Linked DNA regions of Homo sapiens: regions 1 and 2 are each linked to region 3. Evidence: chromatin loops called from intact Hi-C (ENCODE). Cell type or tissue: A673. All regions are shown on one strand. Links, peaks and the distances in the headings refer to the core of each region. The heading gives the core; the rest is flanking DNA.

Region 1 (8,162 bases), core at 1,925-6,924, 260 kb after region 3:
TTTTCTATTTTATTTTATTTTATTTTTTTGAGATGGAGTCTTGCTCTGTCACCCAGGCTGGAGTGCAATGACTTGATCTCGGCTCACTGCAACCTCCGCCTCCCTGGTTCAAGTGATTCTCCTTCCTCAGCCTCCTGAGTAGCTGGGATTACAGGCACCTGCCATCATGCCTGACTAATTTTTGTATGTTTGTGGAGATGGGGTTTCACCATGTTGGCCAGGCTGGTCTTGAACTCCTGACCTCAGGCGATCCTCCCGCCTCAGCCTCCCAAAGTGCTGGGATTACAGGCGTAAGCCACCGCACCCAGCCTCCTCTGATTTCTTTACTGCAAATAGTTCACTTGGAGTGGGTAGATTCTTTGGCACCTTTCTCAATAATGAGATCTGACCATAAGCTTCTATTTTTTAAAAGATTATATAGCATTATCACTATAGTACATTCCTTTATCTGTAAACTGGACACTTCTAGAATAAATGCCATGATCCCCAACACCCTATAGTTTGAATTGGTCTTGGCTGGTCTCTTGCCCACCTTCCCCCAATGGGAGCTCTGTGTGCACGGCCAGGACCCTAACTGGAATGTGACCCAAGGGTTTTTAGCATTTCGGTCCTGAGAACTGATTTTTTCTCTTTCCCATTTTAGCTTTCACATGCAATTATAATTTTAAAGTTGAGCTGACTCTTGACTAAAGAGGTCAGCCTTGGCCTCCTGTTTTCAGAGGTTCTGTGTACAGAAATAAACCAGACTGGGAGAAGGGCTTTATTCTGTCCTTCATTTTCCTTCACAATGCAAGCTGGTACCGTAGGACTGGGAGGATCCCACTAAATATCTTGAAGATGTGTTGGACCTGCAAAAGTTTAGTTCAAAAGGGTTTCAAAATGGACCTTGGCCTCACATGAAATTCTTAGAATTACCCTGTTTTTTTCCTTCAGTCATTTCATCTTTAGGCTAAGAGGGCCCATAGATTTATTTACCCTCATGGCAAAGGATTCCAACTTCTCAAATTCCCAGGGAAAGAGAATAGAAAATCAAATGTATTGCATTTTCCATCCACTGCCTGATTTTCATCAGCTTTCCACCTGGTTTCCTATAAGCACCCAATTCTATTTTCACTCAAGAACGTGCTTAATCTCATGGAAAGCCTGCATTATCAATGCCTTTCTCTTTAAGAGATTAAATGATTGGTTATGTAAATTTCCTGAAATGCCTGGGGTTGCATCATTCCACTTGATATGAGGTAAATGGGTGGAATATAAAGCAATGAGATGGAATAGATAAGTCACAGAAAATCCTGTCCTGGTTTCATCATGTTCCTCTCACCCCTTTGCCTTTGCATATGCGTTGTTTCCTTTTGCCTGGAATGTCCTTTCCATCTTTCTTCAACTAGGTTATGTCTGTCCTTTTTAAAGCCTTGGGTCATCTTTCCTGGGAAGACATCCCCGATCCTCCTGCTTGCCACTTCCTGCTTCCCTTTCCTTTTATTGATAGGTAGGTTTAAGCCTCTGTGCATTCAACTCTGGGAGCCTTCCTTGCACTGATTGCAATGATCTGTGCATGCATCCATTTCTTACTAAACTGAGCTCCCTGAGCATGACTTTGAGCACCTAAAGTTGTCTATTTATGTACCGTCAGAGCTTGGCACACTGCCTGGCACAGGGCACAAGTTTCAAAATATATGTATAAGGAAGGAAGGCAGGGAGGAAAGAAGAAATGGAGTAAGGAAGGAGGGGAGGAAGGGAGGGTTTTAACCTTGTTAGATGGAGAAACTGAAGGGCTTTGATGACAAACATGGCCACCATAGGAAGGAAACCAAAGGTGACAACAAGAGCCATCAGGTTGGCAGGACTTTCTGGGAAGATACTAGGGCACTAGCCCCCAAGAAAATTCTCCAGCCTCAAAGATAGGTTAGGGAATGATCGACTACCCCACTGTGTTGCCTATTGTAAGTTGTCTCTTTTAAATATTTGCTGAAAGTCTACTGTATATAGAACACTGGAATGGGCTAGGGAAGGGAAAGGGAGTGATTTTTAAAAACTAGGAAATACGAAGTCCAACTTGGAGTCCAAAAGTGCAGATGACAAAACAGAGAAAGAATTCAGCTGCTATTAACAAGCTTAAAACTCTAAATGTGGAAAAACAAATCCTCTACTGCTTAGTAAATATTTGTTGAATAGCTGAAATGAGGGTCCATCGTGTGCCAGCCACTGTCCTGGGAAGGCACCGTAGGGGACACAGATAAATAAGACATAACCTTTCCCTCTAGAAGTTCGCTGCAGCACACTACGTGCCTCCCTCTACCCTCCTTCCCACAAAGGATCAATGCTACTAGTCCTATCACACTTACTATGTAATTTCTTCCTAAGTCCATAGGTCTTGTGGTTTAGCTTGAATAGAACAGTTTCTGAGTACCCAGTGTAATGGGCAAACAGTTCCTAAACTGCTGTCGTCTCACCATTTGACCCCTCAAAGGACACATCTGCTGATGTAAATATGTAGGGAAGGTGGAGGGAAGAAGAAAAAGAGAGAAGTGAGGATCCCAAAGACCATAACTCATTTAAAACTTGGTCTGCCCATCAAAACCACCCCCAGAATTCAGAATGTAAAATATAAAAATTGAAACTTACTCATTATGTGCCATCGGAGGTATTTAGTCAAAATTCAGCATCTGACCACCTTTTCTAGGCCTATGTTGATTTACAATATTTGTACCCAGTAGGTCGTTTATGTAGGTGTGTTACCTTGTATCCTCTGAACCTTCTTCTCTTACTACTGTTGTCATAATTGTATAAATACAAAGAGATTGCTCTATAGAAGTTAAAAGAAGTACAGTACATGGTCAGTCCTCCTCATGTATCCAGAGTGAAAAGGATAAATGTGTGAATAAACTTGGCAGAGAGTTGCCTGCAGGAGGTGTAGGGCAGTGAGTGGCTCAGTGTAACTGGAGCCTGAGATTCTTGGAGTGGGAGGGAAGGTGGGCTGAGGCCAAGTTATGAAAGGCCTTGGAGGCCGTATTCTCTCCTGCGCTCAGCACAGGGGAGTCGGCAAAAGTTTGAAAGCAAGGAAGGTTCATGTCCCTGTTGGTGTTTTTACATAGCTTGCTCTGTCTGCCGTGTGGACTGTGGGCTGGGAAGAAGGCAAGCAGGAGACAGGAAGACCGGTTTGGATGAGAAACCATGAAGGCCTGAATGAAGGTGGTAGCAGAGAGATGGAAAGGAGGGGGTGATTTTCAGAGAAGCCACAACAAATTGTGTCCTCTGTAGCTCTGGTCAATGAGCCGAATCTTTGCTTTCTAAAATGCCAGTGTTTCAGAGGCAAGGAGTTTCTGTTTGCTCTGCACACCCGATACAGCACACCCCTACGTTGCAAACTAAAGATAAATAACGCCAGAGGCCACGGCAGCTTGCAACACTGACCAAGTAGCCCTGGAGATCTTGAGTTTCACTGCATTCAGACTCCCCCTTGCAGTCCGAGGGTCAGCATGACACTGTTAGTGGAGGGGACAGGGTCCTTGGGAGGAGAGGGTAGCATTTAGTTGTTTATGTAGTGCTAAGGGGCCCCACCAGCTCTTCGGGACTCAGAGTTTTCTAACACGACTTATTTCTTAGAGTAGCCGATTCAAATTTCATAGTAAAGGTTTAATTTAGGACAAACTGAATCCAAGTCATGTCTCCCATGTAGATTTTGTTTCTTGACACAGTTTTCTTTGCTAACTACTGTGAATTGCCTAACCAGATCTACAGAAAACCATATCATGGGCCCACATTTTTTTCTAATCCTCTTCCTTTTAAATCAGAAATTCAGTATAACATTTTTCCATAAGTGAATGAGAGAACCACTTCCTAGCATTTTTGTGTGTCCCCCCCACCCACCCCTTTAAAAAAAAAAAAAGAAAGAAACAACAACAGACCTTCCTTTTGGATTTACATCAGCATTTAGCTAACTTCCTGAACATTTCACCCATTTCCTGAACTTATTCTCAGGAAGGAAAAACATCCTCCTTCAGAAATAAATGCAAATAATCCCAGAGATTATTTCTATTAAATAAATAGTGTAAACGCAATGGAATTTCCTGTAAGATGTATATTTACCATGGATATTTCAATAAAAATGTATTGTGATTCTGTAAGACTCATGATATTTGCAGGTAGTCTGAGGAATTATAATCTTTAGTAGCCATTCAAGAGCTAAGTCCTGAACATTTGCAATTTTTACTCATGTTAAAAAATATATATATATATATATATATATTTTTTTTTTTAACTGAGAAATAGGAACACTGGAAAAATTATTCTCCTGAGGTCAGTGTTTTTTGAAGCTTTGTTTCTTTTAAAAGAGGGCTCTAATGACACCTAGTGGTGAATACAGGCAGAACAACTTTAGGACAGACTCAATGCAGTGTCCCTGTAATTAGAATTTTTTGTTTATGTGTTTGCTTGGGAGAAAACACACTCCTTACAAGCACTTCTTAAGTACCCTTAATGCCCAGGAATCCTGAGAAGTAGTGACATGGAAACGTTTCCCTTACGTGTTTCTGGCGATGTTCTCTTCTCTTGATTGATGATTCCTCAGAGCCTGCCCACCTCCTAGGGCTAAACTGGCTCAATTTTAAGAATGGATGAAAAATGTGAAGCTCTGCAGAGGAAAAACATCAATACATCAAGTGAGAAATTTCCCTATATTTTTGAGAAGGCCTCCTCCCATTTGGCTATCTTTTAATGGAGAAGCATGGTCCTTTTCTGGTGTATATGTCTTACTGACTTTTTAAAGGTGTACTCTAGGCTGACTGCCTGTCGTTTCTGCTTTACAGGGGCCTTCTTAGGTTCTCTAGTGTTTGGCAGTGGCTGATTTTTAAAGAGAGAGGTGATAGGGATCTCAGAGAGGCTGCCCTCACTCCAGCCCCACCCCACCCCTACCCCCAGCCCCTCGGAAGGCCATCCAGGACAGATGACTATCTGGCCTCCTTGCACCACCCCCAGGAAGGAGCTCCTTAATCCATCACATCGGCTGATATTCTTCTTTATGTCCAAACCCCTCAGAGTGATATCCAAGACCCTCAGGTCTGGCTCTTCCCCTCTCTTCCAGCCACATCATTCCTCTTCCTCAGACACACCCTATGCTCTAGCCAATCCCAGCCACTTCCAGCTCCTCCTGTTCTCAGGCTGTTTCAGTGTTCTCTGCTCCTGCATGCTGGACTCCTGAGCCAGGAGGCTCTTTCACTCCGTGGCCCTTCTGCTCATTCTTCAAGTCCCTGAGTAAGTGTTTCCTCTTCTTCTTCAAGTCCCTGCATACACGTTTCCTCTTCTGGGAGCCTCGCATGATCCAATCAAGCAGAGCCTGTAGCACCTTCCTTTAGGGCACCTCTGAACCTAGTTCAAACATCTGTAATTGCATGTGTTATATTACATTATATTGTTCTTGTTTGTTTCTCCTCTAGATGTGTTTGAGCTTCTCAAGGGCAAGAGCTGTTCTTGCGCCCAATGCTGGTTCGGGTGCTCGACAAATGTTCACTGACATCCTGGCAGCAGCCATTTGTGGCACTGGATTGTTGCATTTGGCTGCAGTGTTTTGACAGGAGCAAATTAGGAGTGGGGCAACTAGTTCAAGGTAGTGTTGACAATGAGGGTTAGCTCTTTGAAAATGTGCAGAACCATTTATTATCCCAAATGACCTCAGCTTTCACACCACTAGGAATAAGGTGCTTTCACAAAAATCATCTCTAAGTTTGTGTCTAGTTCTAACACTGGAAGATTCTGTTACCAGAAAGGGGTCCGGATCCAGACCCCAAAAGAGGGTTACTGGATCTCACGCAAGAAAGAATTAAAGGCGAGTCCATAAAGTGAAAGCAAGTTTATTAAGAAAGTAAAGGAATAAAAGAATGGCTACTCCACTGACAGAAGGCTTCTGGTTGCCTATTTTTATGGTTATTTCTTGATTATATGCTAAACAAGGGGTGGATTATTCATGCCTCCCCTTTTAGACCATATAGGGTAACTTCCTGACATTGCCATGGCATCTGTAAACTGTCATGGTGCTGGTGGGAGTGTAGCAGTGAGGACAACCAGAGGTCACTCTCATGGCCATCTTGGTTTTGGTGGGCTTCAGCTGGCTTCTTTACTGCAACCTATTTTATCAGCAAGGTCTTGATGACCTGTATCTTGGCTGACCTCCTATCTCATCCTGTGACTTAGAATGCCTAACCGTCTGGGAATGCAGCCCAGTAGGTCTCAGCCTTATTTTACCCAGCCCCTACTCAAGATGGAGTTGCTCTGGTTCAGACGCCTCTGACAATTCTATAATTAGGGGAGCCATGCTTTAAAATATGGTTTTAAAAAATCTAGGGCTAAGGCAGAGAGTCTACAATTGAATGCAAGAATATTTTACATACACCTGTCTTTTTTCTGGGGAGATGGTTCATACTTTTCAAAGAAGGGGTCTGTGATCTCAAAAGATTAAATACCACTGATTAAGAATCATTGACCAAAATGACAATCTTTACTCAGCCTCTGCTGGGTCAGTAGGAGCTAACACCTTAATAGGAGTTAGTGCCTCAGTAGAGAGGTTCGTAATCCAGCAGCTGCAAAGCTCTTGCTTTTTTTCCTACTGCCCTCTATTAGGGCACATGTACTGGTCCCAGTTTGCAATTTCAAAAGAGGCTTGCATCCTAAGAGGCTTTTGGACATGTTCCATTTATGCAGCATTAATGTTCTAAATGTTCTAAATGTAAGAGTAAGGGTGTAAGGGTATGACCAGAACTCTTTTTTTTTTTTTTTCTTTACTCTGTCACCCAGGCTGGAGTGCAGTGGCATGATCATGGCTTACTGTGGCCTCAACCTCCCAGGCTCAAGTGATCCTCCCAGCTCAGCCTCCTACTACAGGTACATACCACCATGCCTGGCTAATTTTTTGTATTTTTTGTAGAGACAGGGGTCTCTGTTTCCCAGGCTGGTCTCAAACTCTTGGGCTCAAGCCATCCTCCTGCCTCAGCCTCCCAAAATACTGGGATTACAGGTATGAACCATCACACGGAGCAAAACTCTTTCAGCAAGATTATATACCTTTCCCCACATTAAAAAAAGTAATTGGCTGGCCGGGCGCTGTGGTTCACGCCTGTAATCCCAGCACTTTGGGAGGTCGAGGTGGTCGGATCACCTGAGGTCGGGAGTTCGAGACCAGCCTGACCAACATGGAGAAACCTTGTCTCTACCAAAAATACAAAATTAGCCAGGTGTGGTGTCACATGCCTGTAATCCCAGCTACTCGGGAGGCTGAGGCAGGAGAATCACTTGAACCTGGGAGGCAGAGGTTGTGGTGAGCTGAGATTGTGCCATTGCACTCTAGCCTGGCAACAAGAGCAAAACTCCATCTCAAAAAAAAATAAAGTAATTGGCATTACCAGAAATGATATTAATATTCTTTAGGTTAGGTGCCAGGGCTACTCTGAAAAAGCCACCACACAGAGCCCCCAAGTCCTGCCAGGTGGTTCACAATGAACCCTCTGGGTAGTGCCAGAAATCCTACATGTGAAGCATGATCACTGAAACATTCTGCGAGTGTGATCTGGGCCTGCAAATTGCTATGAAGCTTTTCTGCTTCAGTGGGAGATGCCATTGCAAACTGAATTGTGGCTGGCAGGGCTGGATTCCTGGGTTTGCAACATGGGCAGTCATTCAGAGCCCTGTGCTTAGACAGGCCTTGTGCTTTGTTTAATGCTTTGCTGTTGCTATCTTGAAATTTTCAATAATATTTGAACAAAGGGCCTCATATTTTTATATCACACCTGCTCCTGTAAATGATGTTTGTCCTAAGTGGCTACATATACCTAAGGCAGCACCAAGTAGTAGAAAGAGCATGTACTTTGGAGTTGGCAGGGGTCAACTCCAATCCCAGTTCCGTAACTTTCTAGCGATGTGAGCTTGGGTAAGTTACTTAACCTCTCTGGGCTTCAGTGTTATTATATAAAAAATAGTGATTATAATGTCTAACTTTTAGAGTCATTGGGGTAATTACCAACAGTTGGGGTAATTACAACATTTGGGGTAACAGTATGTGTTTAGTAATTGGTAATGGATGATAATGACAACAATGCAACAATGATTTGAAAACAACTAGTCAAGAAAGAATGAAATAACATTCATGTGAAAAGACAACCAAAACAAAATGA
Region 2 (8,162 bases), core at 1,925-6,924, 330 kb after region 3:
GCACTCAAATCTCTTACTGTGTTACACTGAATACAAGTGCTCCCACAAGCTTAGGCGTGTCAGATTTAGCAAATAAAAATACAGGATGCCCATGCAATATTTGGGACCTATTTATATTAACAAATGTTTCATCATTTATCTGAAATTCAAATTCAAATTTAACTGCGTGTCCTATATGTAATCTGGCAACCCTACACAAGTTGCTCCCAGCCGGTGAGTGAATGTGGCAAGATTCTGTATTGGGCTGTTCTTGGGAGACACAGGACTCCTCTGATAGGTGACTCTGGCTCAAGGATTCTCCATCGGACTTGGTGAACTTCCTTCGAACTGCACTGCAGCCCAAGATTCTTCCACCCAACCTTTCCCCTTTATTCTTCTCTTCACAAAGATTAAACCCTCTTCTTGGTCTGATGGCTCTCCCAGCCTTCTCTGTCTCCATCCACATTTTCTCTCACATTTTCCATCACAAGACATAGATTAGATATTTTCCCTAATCTATGTCTTGCACTTCTAATCTCACCTCAGAACTGCTCATAGGACTCAGAATAACACAGGAACTTCACATGAATGAAAGTCTGAGTAACTAAATCACAGGAAGAGCTCTGATGCAACTTAGTGTCAGGAACTCAAATGCTTCCACATCTCCCTCTCTCTGGTTCTCTTTTATGCCTCTCATGTTCCGTCCGTTCATTCTCTTGCTCTACAGATTGGCTTCCTCCATCTGATAGTGGAACATGGTTGTCAAAACTCACAAATTTCACATCTTGCAACATTCACCATCAGTGAGGTGTTTACTTACTTTGAGTTTGAAAAATTGAGGGAAAGGCTCTGAGTGGCCTTGCATGGGTTAGATGCCCATCTCTGGACCAATCAGCTATGGCCAGGGGTACAATCTTTAAGAATATAGGCTGGGCACGGTGGCTCATGCCTACAATCCCAACACTTTGGGAGGCTGAGGTGGGAGGATCGCTTGAGTTCAGGAGTTCGAGACCAGCCTGGCCAACATAGGAAAACCCCGACTCTACTAAAAACACACACACAAATGAGCTGGGCATGGTGGTGCATGCCTGTAGGAGGCTGAGGCAGGAGAGTCACTTGAACCTGGGAGGCAGAAGTTGTATTGAGCTGAGATTGCACCACTGTACTCCAGCCTGGATAACAGAGTGAAACTCCATCTCAAAAAGAAAAAAAATATATATATATGTATATATATGTGTGTGTATATATATATACATATATATGTGTGTGTGTGTATATATATATACATATATCTGTGTGTGTGTGTGTGTGTATATATATGTATATATATAATTTCCTGTGTGTGCAAATCACAAGGTTGCAATTGAAAGAAGAACTATTCTCAAATGGACAGAGGGGGTTGGATAGACAATATCATAGGTGGGTGTCCACCATAGCCCCTGAAATACAGTGGAGGATCAGCCAGACTTACTGTTGTACATAAAAATTCAGAGTTAATTAATAGTTGATTGAGTCCATTGAATGATGAGAACTGAGTTCCTACAATGTAGCATGGATGCTCTGTGGTAGAGTCTTTAGATATATTATTTCTTAATAATCTTTATAACAGACCCCATGAGGTAGTTATTATCCCTTTGTCATAGATAAGGAAACTGAAATTCAGGCTATTAAGCAACTTACTCAAGGTCATTTAGTAAATAGGAGGGAGCTAGGTTTTGAAACCAGGTCTCTGTTTTCCCATTTCTTTCTACTACTCCTGGTGGGTTGTTCAGTATTAAGTAGAATCACAATGGGATAATTGGGTTTTCATCATTATAACAGATTGCTTTGGTGTGGTATATGCATAACTCCAAATTTTATTTTCTTGTATGAAAAATTAAGTCTATTTACTCCTTTGAAGAAAAATTCATAATGTTTGAAAAAACATACTATGTGCTAGATGCTGGGCCACTGTCTGTAAGAGAGACAAATATAAATAAAACTTGTCTCTGCACTCAAATGACCTTAACAGTCTGACCTGAGGGTGGAGGAATGGGCAGAGTACGGATATGTTTATAAATAACCCAAATAAGAGAATGTTGGAATCAGGAACGTGTTAAGTGTGGGATAGGTGTGAAACTTTCCTTTGTTCCTAGTTGAATAACTTGATATTCAAGAACTTTAAAGAACTCAGAAAAGTGGTATTTATATTTGGAAAATAGTTTCTGTATTTTATACATTGCCCCATATTTTATACATTATATTTCACTCTTTGAACATTATTTAAAAACTTACAGAAGAGGAAATAATAACACATTATATACTATTTATTCCATTATCTTGCTAGATACTTAACATACATTATCACATTTAATCCCCACGAGAGTCCTGCTGCATGTATGTAACAAGCCTCATTTGACACAAGAAAGAGTTGAAACCAAGAGTTAAGTGAATTGCTGAACACCCCTTACTGCTAATTGTAAGTGGCAGGATTTGCCCCTGGGATGTTTGATTCCAGAGCCCATGCTTTTACTATTATGCCATTTGAGATAGCTTTAGTTACATAGATGTTTACCAACCTATGTGTGCACACAAATACAGTCACACATATATACATATTTTCTCTGGAGAGAAATATAGCAAGCTTTGCTATCTGGCCTGTGTACATGTTGACCCTTCTGCCTGAACATGTTATTCCTGTGGCTTTCTGCATAGTTGGCTTCTTGTCATCTTATGAGTCTCAGCTTAAATGTTACCTCCTGACTTTCTATATCTCCCAATGTAGAGTTATGAATATCAGAGTTCTCCTCCCACTATCAATGACAACAAAATGGAATAAAATATATGAGGCAATTGTTGTCAGTCATTGGAGGTTAGAAGTCACACGATTGTGAGGCTTAACAGAAGAGAAACTTACAAAATGATTTGGGAAGAGATTGCAGTTCTCTGATGTTTTGCTGAGTGGAAGAAATAGAAATAGAGTTTGGGGCTACTGAGGTGGCCAGAATTTGTGGGACAGGGTACTGGAGAAGAGAATACTGTACAGAGCAGGAACTTTAAAAATATGCAGAGAGAACCCATTGGGTCTTTGAAAACTAAGCTGCATATATGCAGGGTAAGACTACACAAGGCCTAAAAGAGAAGAGTTCCTGGTGAGCTGAGAACTGAACAATGATTCCAGAGGTCACACAGTGCTTGGAGATGTTGACATTCCAACCATTTAAAGTGAAGAAATCCCATCGAAAACTCAGAGAATTTAACTGAGATGTTAAAAAGACCACATTTTAGAATTAAGGATCATTGCCTGAAGTAAGGGCAACTCTACACCCACCCTAAAAAGGCATAAAACCAAGCCTCAGTAGGATCAAGATGATCTGCTAGTAGCTTAAGTGCGTGCTAAAATAAAACTCCATGCTCTTCAAAGGAAAATATAGTCTAAGCGCTCCAATTCAGCTGGTCCAGTGTATAATAAAAAATTACTAGATATGAAAAAAGCTAGAAAATGTAATTCATAATCAGGAAAAAAATTGTCAATATAAATAGTCCCAGAGATGACATGGATGTAGGAGTTAGCAGACAAAGACTTTAAAACAACTATTATAAATGTGTTTAAGAATTTGAAAGAAAGGTGGACAGAATGATTGCAGATTAGGAATTTTAGCTCAACAATTAAAACTATAAAAACCAAATGACAATTGTAGAACTGAAAAATACAAGACTGGAAATGAACAATTTACTGGATGGGTTAAAGAGAAGATTGGACACTGCAGAAGAAAGGGGTAATAAACTTGAAGACAAATCAAAAGAAACTACAAAAAATTGATGCACAGATGAAAGGAAGATTGATAAATAAACAGAATCATATCGACCTGTGGGACAATTTCAGGTGATATAAGGTATATGTAATTGGAATCCCTGAAGAGTATGAAAAGGATTGAAAAACGCTTTTGAAAATATAAAGGTCAAAAATGTTTTAAATTTGACAAAAAGTAAATGTTACCATCTAAGCAGAAGCTTTTCCTGACTTATTTGTCTACCCCTCCCCTCCATGCCTGTTCTAGCTCACCCCCATCTCTGCCAAAGGAGAATAGATTAAAGCTACTTTTGGGCTGATAAAAGGAAATAGGTTACGAGGGATCCAGGGAACTAAACACAGTACGAGGCCCTATTTCTATCCAGATCCAACCATCCAATAAATACGACAGGATGTTGACATAGGTGGGATAATTTGGAAAAGACTTTCAGCTCTGGTAGGTTTTGTTGTTGTTTTTTCCCCTCCCTTAAAAAAAAAAAATCACCATCTCTGTAGCGCCAAGGCACAGATGATGACTCTGGTCAGAGGGCCTGGGATGCTAGTTCCATCCAAGCCTGCCCTCTGCTGGTCAGATGGAGCCATATCATAATCTGTGAAAACGATTTGGGGAAAAAAAGATCATTTGAATCTTTTCTCTTCCAGGCCAGGCGGAGTCATTCACTGGTTGTTCATTTTTTCCCTTTACTCAGTGTTGAAAGAGAGAGTCAGAGAACTTGTATCTGCACCAGCCCTGCTGCTTATTAGCCAAGTAATCTTGTGCAAATCAGTTAAACTCTGTGAGTACCACTCACTTATTAATTCAGTATTCAATATTTACTGACGACGTACTGTGTTTCAAACCCTGTGTTGGGCTCTGAAAGATATGTAGCTCTTGCCCTCAAAGTGCTCATAATCTAGGAGACACGGTGCTTATTTCACAGTGACCAATCTGAGAGGTGCTGCGTGAGTATCTGGAAGATTCCTGGGCTCCATCTCCTGGTGGGACAATTGCAGTTGGTGGTGGTGAGCACTATGATGCTATGATGCATGATGAGGCAGCTAAACCATCACGTTTGAGAGGCATTGCAGAAGTTAATCCAGCTCTGTAACCTTGGACACATCATTTAACTCCTTTGAGCCTCTCTCCTCTTCCCATTTCCCCAAACAGTCAAGCCCTTTCTCGTTGGTGCCCTGGGAACAATGCCATTTCTAGTACTTACCATGGCAGATTTCAGTGATTGTTTGCCTCTCTCATTAGGCTCGGAGCAACTTGAAGGCGGGGCCCATGTCTGTCTCATTCAAAGCTATATCCTCTGCTCCTAAAATAGTGTCTAACCCTTGATAGGTGCCCAGTTGATGTTTGATAAAGGAATGTAGATGTGGATGAAATGTGAACCAGAAAATGACTTCTGTGAACTTCATGTATCATGGCTGCTGCTTTCTAGATACATCATGGTATTTAGTCTCCCTCATGTTATTATCTGCCATTTATTAAATACTGACTACATTCCAAACGATGTTCTGTCAAATCTGTTATGTTTGTCTACCTACTTTTCTTCTCACAACAGTCATTTGCATAGCTGACATTATGTCTGTTTTTCACTCCAAATGAATTTCAGAGTCATTAAAAACTTATCCAAAATTGGCAGGGAGCAGTGGCACTTTGGGAGGCTGAGGCAGGCAGATCGCTTGACTCCAGGACTTTTAGAGCAGCCCGGGCAACATGGCAAAACTCTATCTCTACAAAAAATACAAAAGGTTAGCTGGGCATGGTGGTGCAAGTCTGTAGTCCCAGCTACTCAGAAGGCTGAGGTGGGAGGATCACCTGAGCCTGGGAGGTTGAGGCTGCAGTGAGCCGTGATCGCACTACTGCACTTCAGCCTGGGTGACAGGGTGACACACTGTCTCAAAAACAAACAGAAATTTATACAGAATCTGAGTTGGGAAGTGACAGAGAAAGATTTCAACCCAAGTGTTCTGATTCCAAAGTGCTTTGCTTCCCTCTATGCAAGCTGCCTCTCTAGGGCTAGTTAGATCCAGACAACTAACTTCCTTGCCACTCCTCCCAGAGTAAGATGTGACAGGCTGCAAGGAATCCCATGGCATGCAATGACCTAAATTAGATGGTGCTCAAGGGCATTTTCTTGGCTACACAGGGTCAAAGGGAGACTGGGAAGGAGTCTTTGCAATGTCTGGGGTCCCTATAATAAAAAGTCACCCAGTGCCTTGTGGGGCTAGGAGTTCCCTTGTTCCTCCTAATATCGGTCAAGCCCCCTTACATAAATGAATGTGTCATTCCTTTGCTCTTTCAACAACATTTATAACCTCTTTCCCTGCTCTTAACCACTGAGTGTGGATCAGTGCAGCCTCCATCATCCATACTTGCTATTGTTCAGCCAGCATACCACATGGAACCCAGAAGGAGATGAAGAACAGTTTTCTCTTTCTCACTCAAGGAACCCACCAAAGTCTCATGTTGACTAGAGAATGGTCAGTGCTTCTTTCACTCCATTGAGTTCACAGGGTGTGCTCAGCCTTTGTCCTTCATGCTCATGAATGCTCTGAGGGTCTCTTGGGAGCCTCTCCTGTCCTCTCCCACAGCTCCTTGTGGTCTCAAATGCCTTTGCTCAGCCTTTCGCTCCCATGTCCCCTAGGCTTCACTTTTTTTTCCTCCTTGGCCTTTGGCTTGAATTATCATTCATTATGTGTTGTGGAGCTGTAGTGGGGTCCCTGAGGTGAAGAGGGGCCGAGGCGAGTAGCCTCCTAGCATATTCTTTCAAGTTGTGCTTCAGTGGCCTTCACTTCTTTTCCATACCTCCACTCACATTACAAAATCCTCTGTTGTATTTTTTTTTTTTTTTTTGAGGTAGGGTCTCACTCTGTCACTGGCTGGAGTGCAGTGGCACAACCTCAGCTCACTGCAGCCTTAGCCTCCTGGGCTCAAGCGACCCTCCTTCTTCAACCTCCCAAGTAGCTGGGACTATAAGCACTTGCCAGCACACTCAACTTATTTTATTTTTTGTAGAGACAGGGTCTCACTATGTTGCCCAGGCTGATCTCAAACTCCTGGGCTCAAGCAATTCTCCAGCCTTGGCCTCTCAAAGTGCTGGGATTACAGGCATGAGCCACTGTGCCTGGCTTATCTTTTATTTTCATAGCTTGGTGTATACTAGGGTCTCAGAAGGAGGATGGTTGTTATACCCCTGAAAGAAAGTTGGGAGAAGAGTAAAGCATCTTGCCATTCATTTATTGATCCCTTCCTCAGTATGTACACTCTACAAAGATGATGAAGGCAAGGCCCTGTCCTTATGACACTCTGTTCTTAAGACACTGTGGGTTTGATCTAGGAGACAGTTGTAAACCACAGTTCCCATGGAAATCAGCCCTGATAGAGCCTAAATTTCAGGTGCAAGGCATTGTGGGAACACAGAGGCATGAGAGAATAGTTTTGAGAGCCAGCTTGGGGAGGTTTTAAGGAGAAGGAGGCCTTGTGCCAGGCCCTTAAGGATGAAGGTGGTTTTATCACAGAGAAGTTGTGAGGGAGAGCATTCCAGATGGTAAGAGTGAGGTTAACAAAGATATAGAAACTCACTAGTATATGTGAAGACATTTCTGCTCGGGGATGAAGCTAGATTAGATACCCTGGTTCTGTATCTGCCACATCACTGATGTACTGAGTCTCTTTCTCTAGGGCACAATGGGTGACTTAGTTTGTTTTGTGTTGCTATAAAGGAATACCTGAAGCTGGGTGATTTATAAAGGAAAAGGCCTTACTTGGCTCATGATTCTGATGGCTGGAAAGTTCAAGATTGGGCATTTGCACCTGGCGAAGGCCCCAGGCTGCTTCCACTCATGGCAGAAGGTGAAAGGGAGCTGGTGTATGTGGAGATCACGTGGTGAGAGAGGAAGCAAGAGATGGGTGGGGGACTCTTTTTAACAAGCAGCTCTCATGGGAACTAGTAGAGTAAGAACTCACTCACACCCAAGAGAGGGCATCAATCTATTCATGAGGGATTCTACTCCATGACCCAAATACCTCTCATTAGGCCCCATTTCCAACACTGGGATCAAATTTCAACATTAGATTTGTTGGTGACAAACAAACCACATTGAAATCATAGCAATGGGTATCTTGCTCATCCTTAAATACCCAGAGTCTAATGCAGTGCCTGGCATATATAAAAGGTGTTCAATGAATGCTGACTTGAAAAGTTGATTCATGAATGAATAGATGATGAATGGATTTTAAATAAATGAATTTAGTCATAGGGTGATGTTGCTTAAATAGGCAGGTAGTCCTCTATGTAATTATAAGAGCGTAATCTCTCCTAATGTCATTTTACCCTGCATGCACTGACCCCTTCACTCCTGTACCCTACCATTCTCCTTACTGACTGCAGCTCCCCACCCC
Region 3 (8,162 bases), core at 1,976-6,975:
TCAATGAGAGCTTTTTAACAATTATTAATGAAACTTACAGAAAGAAGCAAACCATATTGAAGATTAAATTGAAATTCCATTTAGTTTACAGTGCTAAAAGATTCAGAGGTTAATAATGGCAAATTTCTCTAATGGCTTTACAAACCCAAGTTATGTATTTATTTATTTATGAGATGGAGTCTTGCTCTGTCGCTCAGGCTGGAGTGCAGTGGCATGATCTCGATTCACTGCCACCTCTGTCTCCCAGGGTCAAGCAATTCTCCTGCCTCAGCCTCCCTAGTAGCTGGGATTACAGGCGCGTGCCACCACGCCTGGCTAATTTTTGTATTTTTAGTAGAGATGCAGTTTCACCTTGTTGGCCAGGCTGGTCTCGAACTCCTGACCTCAGGTGATACGCCTGCCTCGGCCTCCCAAAGTGCTGGGATTACAGGCATGAGCCACCGCTCCTAGCCACAAACCCAAGTTATTTTATTCCATCTTCTCCTTTACTCAGACCTACTCTAGTTTCCTCAAATGCCTCAACTAGAAATCTATATGTATCTACCTCATCCCCTACAAGCTCAGTAATTTTTAAATACTACCACTGTAGGCTCAAGTGAGCAAATTATTGCTCAGTCAGGTTCATTGACAGTAGTTCTAAAGTGAATGCTTGTCTATAAAACAGAGCTCTGGGTAGAGGCCATAGTTTTCTATGTTTACAGCTTCCTCACACAATTAATCTTGCAGCTGCACTTGATTAGTTTTTGACATGAACGCACCGTCTTGGAGAGGTCAATACAAGGAGGTTTCCATCCTCTTAACACTCCCTCTAACCTACCCTCTTCAGAAACATTAACCACTTGTAAAAGCATTGCACAAGGAGGTCAGGAGTTCCACCATGCCCAGCTAATTTTTGTATTTTTAGTAGCGACAGGGTTTCACCATGTTGGCCAGGCTGGTCTGGAACTCCTGACCTCATGATCTGTCTGCCTCGGCCTCCCGAAGTGCTGAGATTACAGATGTGAGCCACAGCGATAACTACTCATAATACAAGGTGTCTGTACTAGGTTTCCAATTCAGAGTATAACAAATATTTTCTAAAGCTAAGATGCTCCTTTCTGTAAATTTCCATGGCATTTTGTACATAATTCTATTATAGCACTGCATAGATTTAAAATATAAGCCTCTTGAGAGCAGGAAAATCCCTAGTGCCTAGCAAAATAAAAAAAGACATAGAAGACAATATTTGTTTGCTGAATTTATAAAACTAGGAACTCAGTCAAACGTTCTTCATTTCTAAGCATCTTTTTAAACTGTTGTTTCTATTATTTATACTTGTCTCTAACACCTGGTATAGTGCCTTTACATGGTACATGTTGAATCATCACTTGCTCATCCATTGCAAAAAAAAAAGAAAAGAGAGGGAGGGAAGAAATTGGAGGAAGTAAGAGAGGGAAGGAGGAAACAGGGAAAAGAGAAGAGAGGGAGAGGAGAGAAAGAGGAGATGGAAAGGAAGAGGAAGCAAGGAGAATGAGAGAGAGGGGAGCGGAGAGGGGAGGGGAGAGGGGAGGGAGGAGGGAAGGGAGGAGTGGGGGAGAAACAGAGCGGGGAGGAGAGGGAAGGAAAAACCAACTAACAAAAAACAACCTCAGACAACAGACATTTTCAGCTCAGGAAGTACCCTTATTAACTTTTTTGTTGCTGACTTTGTTTTGTTCTGTTTTGTTTTTCCCTAGAATACTCTAAGGGTTTTGAAGGGTTTCCAAGGATCCTGCTCTTGGAATACCAAAACCCTCCATCCAAAAACAACAGATCTGAAAGAGGTATCCTAATACAAATGTGTAGTAAAATAAATTGTAAAACGGATTTTGACATACATTCTTACTCAAATATGGGAACTAAAAAACTTTAATCTCATGTACATAAAGAATAGAACTGAGGAGGATGGTTGGGAGGATGTTTGATAACAGACTAGTGTGACTATATTTAGCAACAGTATTATGTATATTTAAAAATAACAAGAAGAGAGGGCTTGAAATGACACCAACACATAAAAATGATAAACACTCAAGGTGATGGATACCCCAAATATTCTGACTTGATCATTACGTGTAAGAAATACTCACATGTAGCCCATAAAGATTTACAACTATTATGTACCTAAAAAAATAAAAATAAAAAAGTATCCAAAAACTAAAAATAAAAATAGATAAATATTTTCTAAATGGATTTTGAGATGGAATTAATTTAACTGTTTTCCCAATAAATAAAATATACATTTTCTTCTCTGATAACATACAAATAAAAAAAACTTTTTAGTAACTTTTTCATTCTAAGTAGCATTGCATTTATATGATATCCCTAATAAGTGAATTTGCAAAACATACATCAAATAATTAAATATGAAATTAGGATTTAAACTTAGACTCATGCCAACGCATAGCCTCAAGTGACATTTTTTTTTTGCTAAGCTACACATAAAACCACACTGGCCATAAGTAAACCATGACAATAATAAAAAAACTACCAATTTTAACAGAATTGGAAAGTCCCATCATAAAGAAATCTATCAATAGAAGAAATTTAGCAAATTGCACTTAGTAACTTCAGACACAATTCTGTATCTAATGTCAAATTACAGGTTACCATCTCCTTTCTAGATTCTGATATACAAATATTTAGGCATCCAATAGCTTAAGATGCTTCCTGTTTTATGGGACAACACAAAGGAATTTAGTGTTTTTCCATTTATACTACTTCATAACTCTGTATGAGAGTCTGATACGTTTTACCCTTTATGCCGAATTAGAATTTCTTGCATTAAATTAAAAGAATATGTACTCGTCCAGCTATTGCACCTTCTGTTTATATCAGGAAACTTCTAAACATAATAGAATTATGTACAAAATGCCATGGAAATTTACAGAAAGGAGCATCTTAGCCTTAGAAAATATTTGTTATACTCTGAATTGGAAACCTAGTACAGACATCTTGTATTTTTTTCTAAAGAAAAAAAGTAAAAATTTTAATGCTGTTTGTCTAAAGACAAAAATAGCCTACATCTGAATTTCCTTTATTTTGGTACTATAAGTTTTGCTAATTTTTTTTCATTAGGAGAAATGTAACTATGTTTCATCAGTATCTCACCAATGCTCTAAATTGCTAGTTTATAAACACCAATATTTAACATCAGCAAAGGTTAAGAGATCCAAAATACGTATCCATTCTTAAAGTAATTTAAATTCAATTTTGGATAGTAACTTTTTAAAAAATTCTAAATACTTTTACAAGCCACTAAACATACACAGTGGATTATCCCACTTGGAAGATTATGCGTTAAAGTCTGAAAGTTCATGTTTTCATTGAAAATTTCACTGGCTCTGGTCTCTATCTTATCAGAAAGTCAGGAAATTCTGAATAAGTGGCTAGAATGTACATAAGTATATTTGAAGTCTACTTCCTGACAACTCCAAAAAGATCTTCCTGTAAAACTAAGCCTCAATTTCAGGTTCCCCCCATCAAATTCCCTAAAAATAATATTCCCCACTATAAACAAGAGAAAAAGAAAACAGTCTACTGCCAGGCATCTAAGCCTGATGTAGAAAAATGACAACAATTTTTAGGACCAAAAGATTTGCATATCCTAAAATAAACATGTAAATTTTTGGAACTTGATCACTTTTTAATAGTATTTCCTCAGCATCTGTGCCAAACTAAGTTAATTTCTTAGAAATTTTTTTTAAAATGTGTTAAATGATACTGTAACCTTAATAATCTTCATTTTTATTTTAAGCATATCAAATTAAAATATGAATATACCTGCAATATTTAATCAAATATTTAAGTTCAGAATTTGCAGACATTTCACCATTGCAAAGGATGATGAGTGTTACAATTCACTTTTTAGCACAAAATCCTAAAATATTTCCCCCAAAATCTGTCACAAATATTGTTCCAACATAATTTTACTCTCTCACTCAAATTATAAAGGAACATTTTAAAAACTGGTTTGTTTTCTTGGGTAATAATTCCAGCAAACAAAATGGTATCATTCCATACAAGTTTATAACTGCCATAAAATAGTCTCGCACAGATACTATGTAAAATTTTGGAACTTGATCACTTTTTAATAGTATTTCCTCAGCATCTGTGTCAAACTAAGTTAATGGTATCATTCCATACAAGTTTATAACTGCCATAAAATAGTCTCGAACAGATACTACATACTGTTTTTAAAAAACCACCATAAACTATTACCCAAATGCTTTTCTTTAAATGTCTTCAAATTTTACTCATTATTAATAACATCGAACATCAACATTGACAGGCACACCCTAAGCAACTGTAGGATGAAAATAACAGGCATGCAAAAACAATTTTTACTCGTGTGAAGTAAGAAAATGACTTTTTCGTCTGGGCACAGTGGCTCATGCCTGTAATCCCAACGCTTTGGGAGGCGGAGGCTGGCAGATTGCCTGAGGTTGGGAGTTCGAGAACAGCCTGACCAACATGGAGAAACCCCGTCTTTACTAAAAATACAAAATTAGCCAGCTGTAATCCCAGCTACTCGACTGGCTGAGGCAGGAGAACCGCTTGAACCCGGGAGGTGGAGATTGCGGCGAGCTGAGATCATGCCATTGCACTCCAGCCTGGACAACAAGAGTAAAACTCCGTCTCAAAAACAAGAGAGAAAGAAAGAAAGAGAGAAACAGAGAGAGAGAGAGAGAGAAGGAAGGAAGGAAGGAAGGAAGGAAGGAAGGAAGGAAGGAAGGAAGGAAGGAAGGAAGGAAGGAAGGAAGGAAGGAAAGAGAAAGAAAGAGAAAATGACTTTTTCAATTATACAAATTAAAATTCATCATTCTTGTCAGAATCATATTTTAAAAAAAGAAAAAGAAGACAGGGGAGAAGGAAAGAAAGACATTTGACAGTAAATAAATTACCTAAATTTGGATGGTTGGATTTGCATTCGATGTCTTGCAAAGAATACTCATGTTTCTTGGTAAAACAAACATAATTCAGATTTTAATAAGCTTCCTTCAGATAACACATAAAGAAGACTAAATTTTTAATGTATGTTTCACACTTTAAATAAAAGGCATGCTTTGTTTCTAAAAAGTAAAATGTATAATGCTGATATGGTTTTAAAATTTAAAAAGTTAGAAACAAGCATTCATTAAGTAACATATATGCATCATTTTAGTAAGAAAATATAATTCATCCATTTATGAGTTTATGTAAAAGATAACCTCATGACACAGTATCAAGAAATTAGCAAGATACCTATAATTTCCTTTAAAAAAATGCCACAACATTGACTTTCACGAGAGCTCTAAGTACACTGGATTTAGTTAGGTTTTCCCTTCTCTATTTCCATACTTACAGCAACTACTGACTTCAAAGAGAATTATGGAAGATGAACAGAGAATATGAAGAGCAACAGGAATCTTGTTCAATATAATAAATTAGGAACAAGAAGGCAAAAATTTTAACCAGAGTTTTTATGGGTGCTTTAATTTGTATATTTTATGATAACCAAGTTTTCCACTGTATATACACATACATACAAATACACAACACACACACACATACACAGGTATTATTATTCTTTAAGAAGGTGGAACTATAAAATGTAGAATAAACTATACTGTACAAGTAAATAGTAGTAAAGATCTGACACAGGATAGTACAAGAGAATTTCAAAAGTCTTTGCCCACTAAACGATTTGAGATTTTTTCATTTGCAGAATAGTATACAGTTAGCTGGACTAAAATACTGCAAACTTTAGCATAAGTAAGAGTGCTTTTTAAGTTCAACCACAGCTGCCAGTTGTCTTGTGGAGGTATTTTGTTGATTTTAAGAATACGTGCAAGAAACAGCAGCTTTCCCAGCACTTCAGTCAACAAAGATCTACATTTACCAATTTTTTTTTAACTTGTGCAGAAAATATGTTGTCTTTTGTGTGGAGCCACAGTTTCTTTTTCATTAAATGAAATGGAAGTAAAATCCATTAAAAGGCTTAAAATTCACACAGGAACAAACTCTTTTAAATGTGTTTAACTGATTCAAAACATTTTATGAAGATTTTAAAGAATAAACATGAATGTCATGAACATTACTACATTAATCTTCTCTGCTAGTAAGTGAAAAAAGCAAAGATAACAAGCCTATGGCTTACCACAAAAATTCTTTATCACAGTCCACAGCAATACTTCAATGCACACAAATTAAATAAATGTATTGTGTATCTACTGTATCCTAGCATGATCATAGGCCTATTAAAAAATTCAAAACAAGTATAATGTATGACTTCATATATACATACAAATATATATGTTTATATAATATATAATATAATATATAAGAATATATATGGTCTTTAAGTGAACAATTCAAGACTTAAATCTGAACCAACTAAAGAAAAAATTTAAAAAACCTAACTGAGTTCTTAATTCTTTATTTCTGATTACACATTGAAAAGAGAAGTCAGATATTCTTAATTACATAAGCCACAAAATCAAAAGCTTAACAATTATTCCCTGGGTACTTAGAAGAAATTAACAGTTATCCCCCCACCAAAAACAGTGATTTTCAATTCTCACTACCAAATTAAAGTAATTTCATATCTGGAGTCTCATCAATATTTAGCTCTTGGGAAAAATAAATGGGAAAATAAAACAGAAGAACCTGAAAATTTTGCAGATTACAAGGAAAATGGATAAAAATTAGCAGAGGCTAAACTAAATAACAATCTGTATCTTAATCTATATGAAAACTCTAGATTAAGTGATTTGATAAATTTGTCTTATAATTTTCAAGTATCTCCTAAATATTTCTTGAATCAGATCTCACCACCACTACACCCCCACTTAGAATCTGCTAGACACAAGCTCCTCAAGAGCAGGTACCTTGTTGTCTCCACTCCACTGCTGTGTATCACTCAGTCTTAACTTAATGATGGCCTATTATATATGATGAAAAAAGAAATGAATACACAAAAAATGACAATTTTTTTTTTTGAGATGGAGTCACCCAGGCTGGAGTGCAGTGGTGCAATCTCAGCTCACTGCAACCTTTGCCTCCCAGGTTCAAGTGATTCTCCTGCCTCAGCCTCCCAAGTAGCTTGGACTACAGGTGGGTGCCACCAGGCCTGGGTATTTTTTATATTTTTAGTAGAGACGGGGTTTTCCCATGTTGGCCAGGCTGGCCTTGAACTCCTGATCTCAAGTGATCTGCCCACCTTTGCCACTGAAAGTGCTGGAATTACAGGCGTGAGCCACCATGCCCGGCAAACCAAAATATTTATTAAAAGCAGTATACACGGCTCACCCACACATACAATCACATTCTTATAAATATGTAAACTGGTTTTATTAAAAATGAATTTGTACCAGCCTTTATAAACAGTAATAGATCTAGAAACAAAAATTCAAATTGTTTTATCAAATTACATGGAATAAAGCTTATTTCTCTTATTTATAAATAAAATAATAGCTGATATCTTCAAGTAGCACACACATTTCAAAAGAACATAGGCGGTTTTTTGAAAACTCTTACATTCACTCATATTTACCTAATTGCCTTCAAAAACAAGTTAAAACACAAACATGGGTAAAACAAGTTTACTTCTCTTTAAAGAACTGATAAACTTCTGATGTTTGCCTTTATATAACATACATAAATACGTAATTCATTTTATTCCTATTGACTTACAGCAAAAAAAAGAAACAATCTTCTGAATATAAATTTGTCTTTAAAATTTAACCTAAAAAATACTGAAATTGGTACCAGAAATGGCCTTAAGAAAGACAGACATCTACATAAATCAATTATAAAAGAAATAGAAGTGGCTCATGCCTGTAATCCCAGCACTTTGGGAGGCCAAGTTGGGCGGATCACGAAGTTAGGAGATCGACACCATCCTGGCCAACATGGTAAAACCCCGTCTCTACTAAAATACAAAAAAAAAAAAAAATTAGCTGGGCACGGTGGCACATGCCTGTAGTCCCAGCTACTCGGGAGGCTGAGGCAGGGGGATCGCTTGATCCCAGGAGGTGGAGGTTGCAGTAAGCCCAGATCGCGCCACTGCACTCCAGCCTGGAGCAAGACTCCATCTCGAAAAAAAAAAAAAAAAAAGAAAAGAAAAGAAAAGAAACAAAAGAAATAGAAAAACCAGTAATAGAGCT

The links. Hi-C counts contacts between places; a loop is a spot of excess contacts. Peaks named below come from ENCODE experiments on the same cell type or tissue, not always from the same donor. Only the 100,000 strongest peaks of a DNase experiment are listed, where the experiment ranks them.
Region 1: a loop joins it to region 3, with 10 times the contacts of the local background. A loop is called at or near these places in 1 of 110 quality-filtered maps.
Region 2: a loop joins it to region 3, with 7 times the contacts of the local background. A loop is called at or near these places in 1 of 110 quality-filtered maps.

The regions. Positions count from the first base shown.
Region 1 is chr11:86,935,491-86,943,652 of GRCh38, reverse strand. PRSS23-AS1 (PRSS23 antisense RNA 1) reads left to right here and starts at 5,168. Exons shown (of 4, transcript NR_187135.1): 1 at 5,168-5,253. It also overlaps a transcript of PRSS23 not described here. RefSeq lists an enhancer at 2,745-3,244. In A673, for the core only: CTCF peaks have their summits at 2,840 and 4,391 (motif pointing left); DNase peaks (open chromatin) are centred at 2,962, 3,912 and 4,352; H3K4me3 peaks cover 2,910 bases; H3K27ac peaks cover 4,471 bases.
Region 2 is chr11:86,866,327-86,874,488 of GRCh38, reverse strand. It overlaps a transcript of PRSS23 not described here. Among named protein-coding and RNA genes, the nearest start is that of PRSS23-AS1, 68 kb to the left of the region's middle. In A673, for the core only: a CTCF peak has its summit at 4,345 (motif pointing left); a DNase peak (open chromatin) is centred at 4,308; H3K27ac peaks cover 455 bases.
Region 3 is chr11:87,191,938-87,200,099 of GRCh38, reverse strand. All of the region lies in intron 5 of TMEM135 (transmembrane protein 135), which reads right to left. Among named protein-coding and RNA genes, the nearest start is that of TMEM135, 160 kb to the right of the region's middle. RefSeq lists a silencer at 3,266-3,466. In A673, for the core only: no CTCF peak of the experiment used is centred there; DNase peaks (open chromatin) are centred at 3,459, 4,479, 4,899 and 5,319; H3K4me3 peaks cover 1,729 bases; H3K27ac peaks cover 5,000 bases.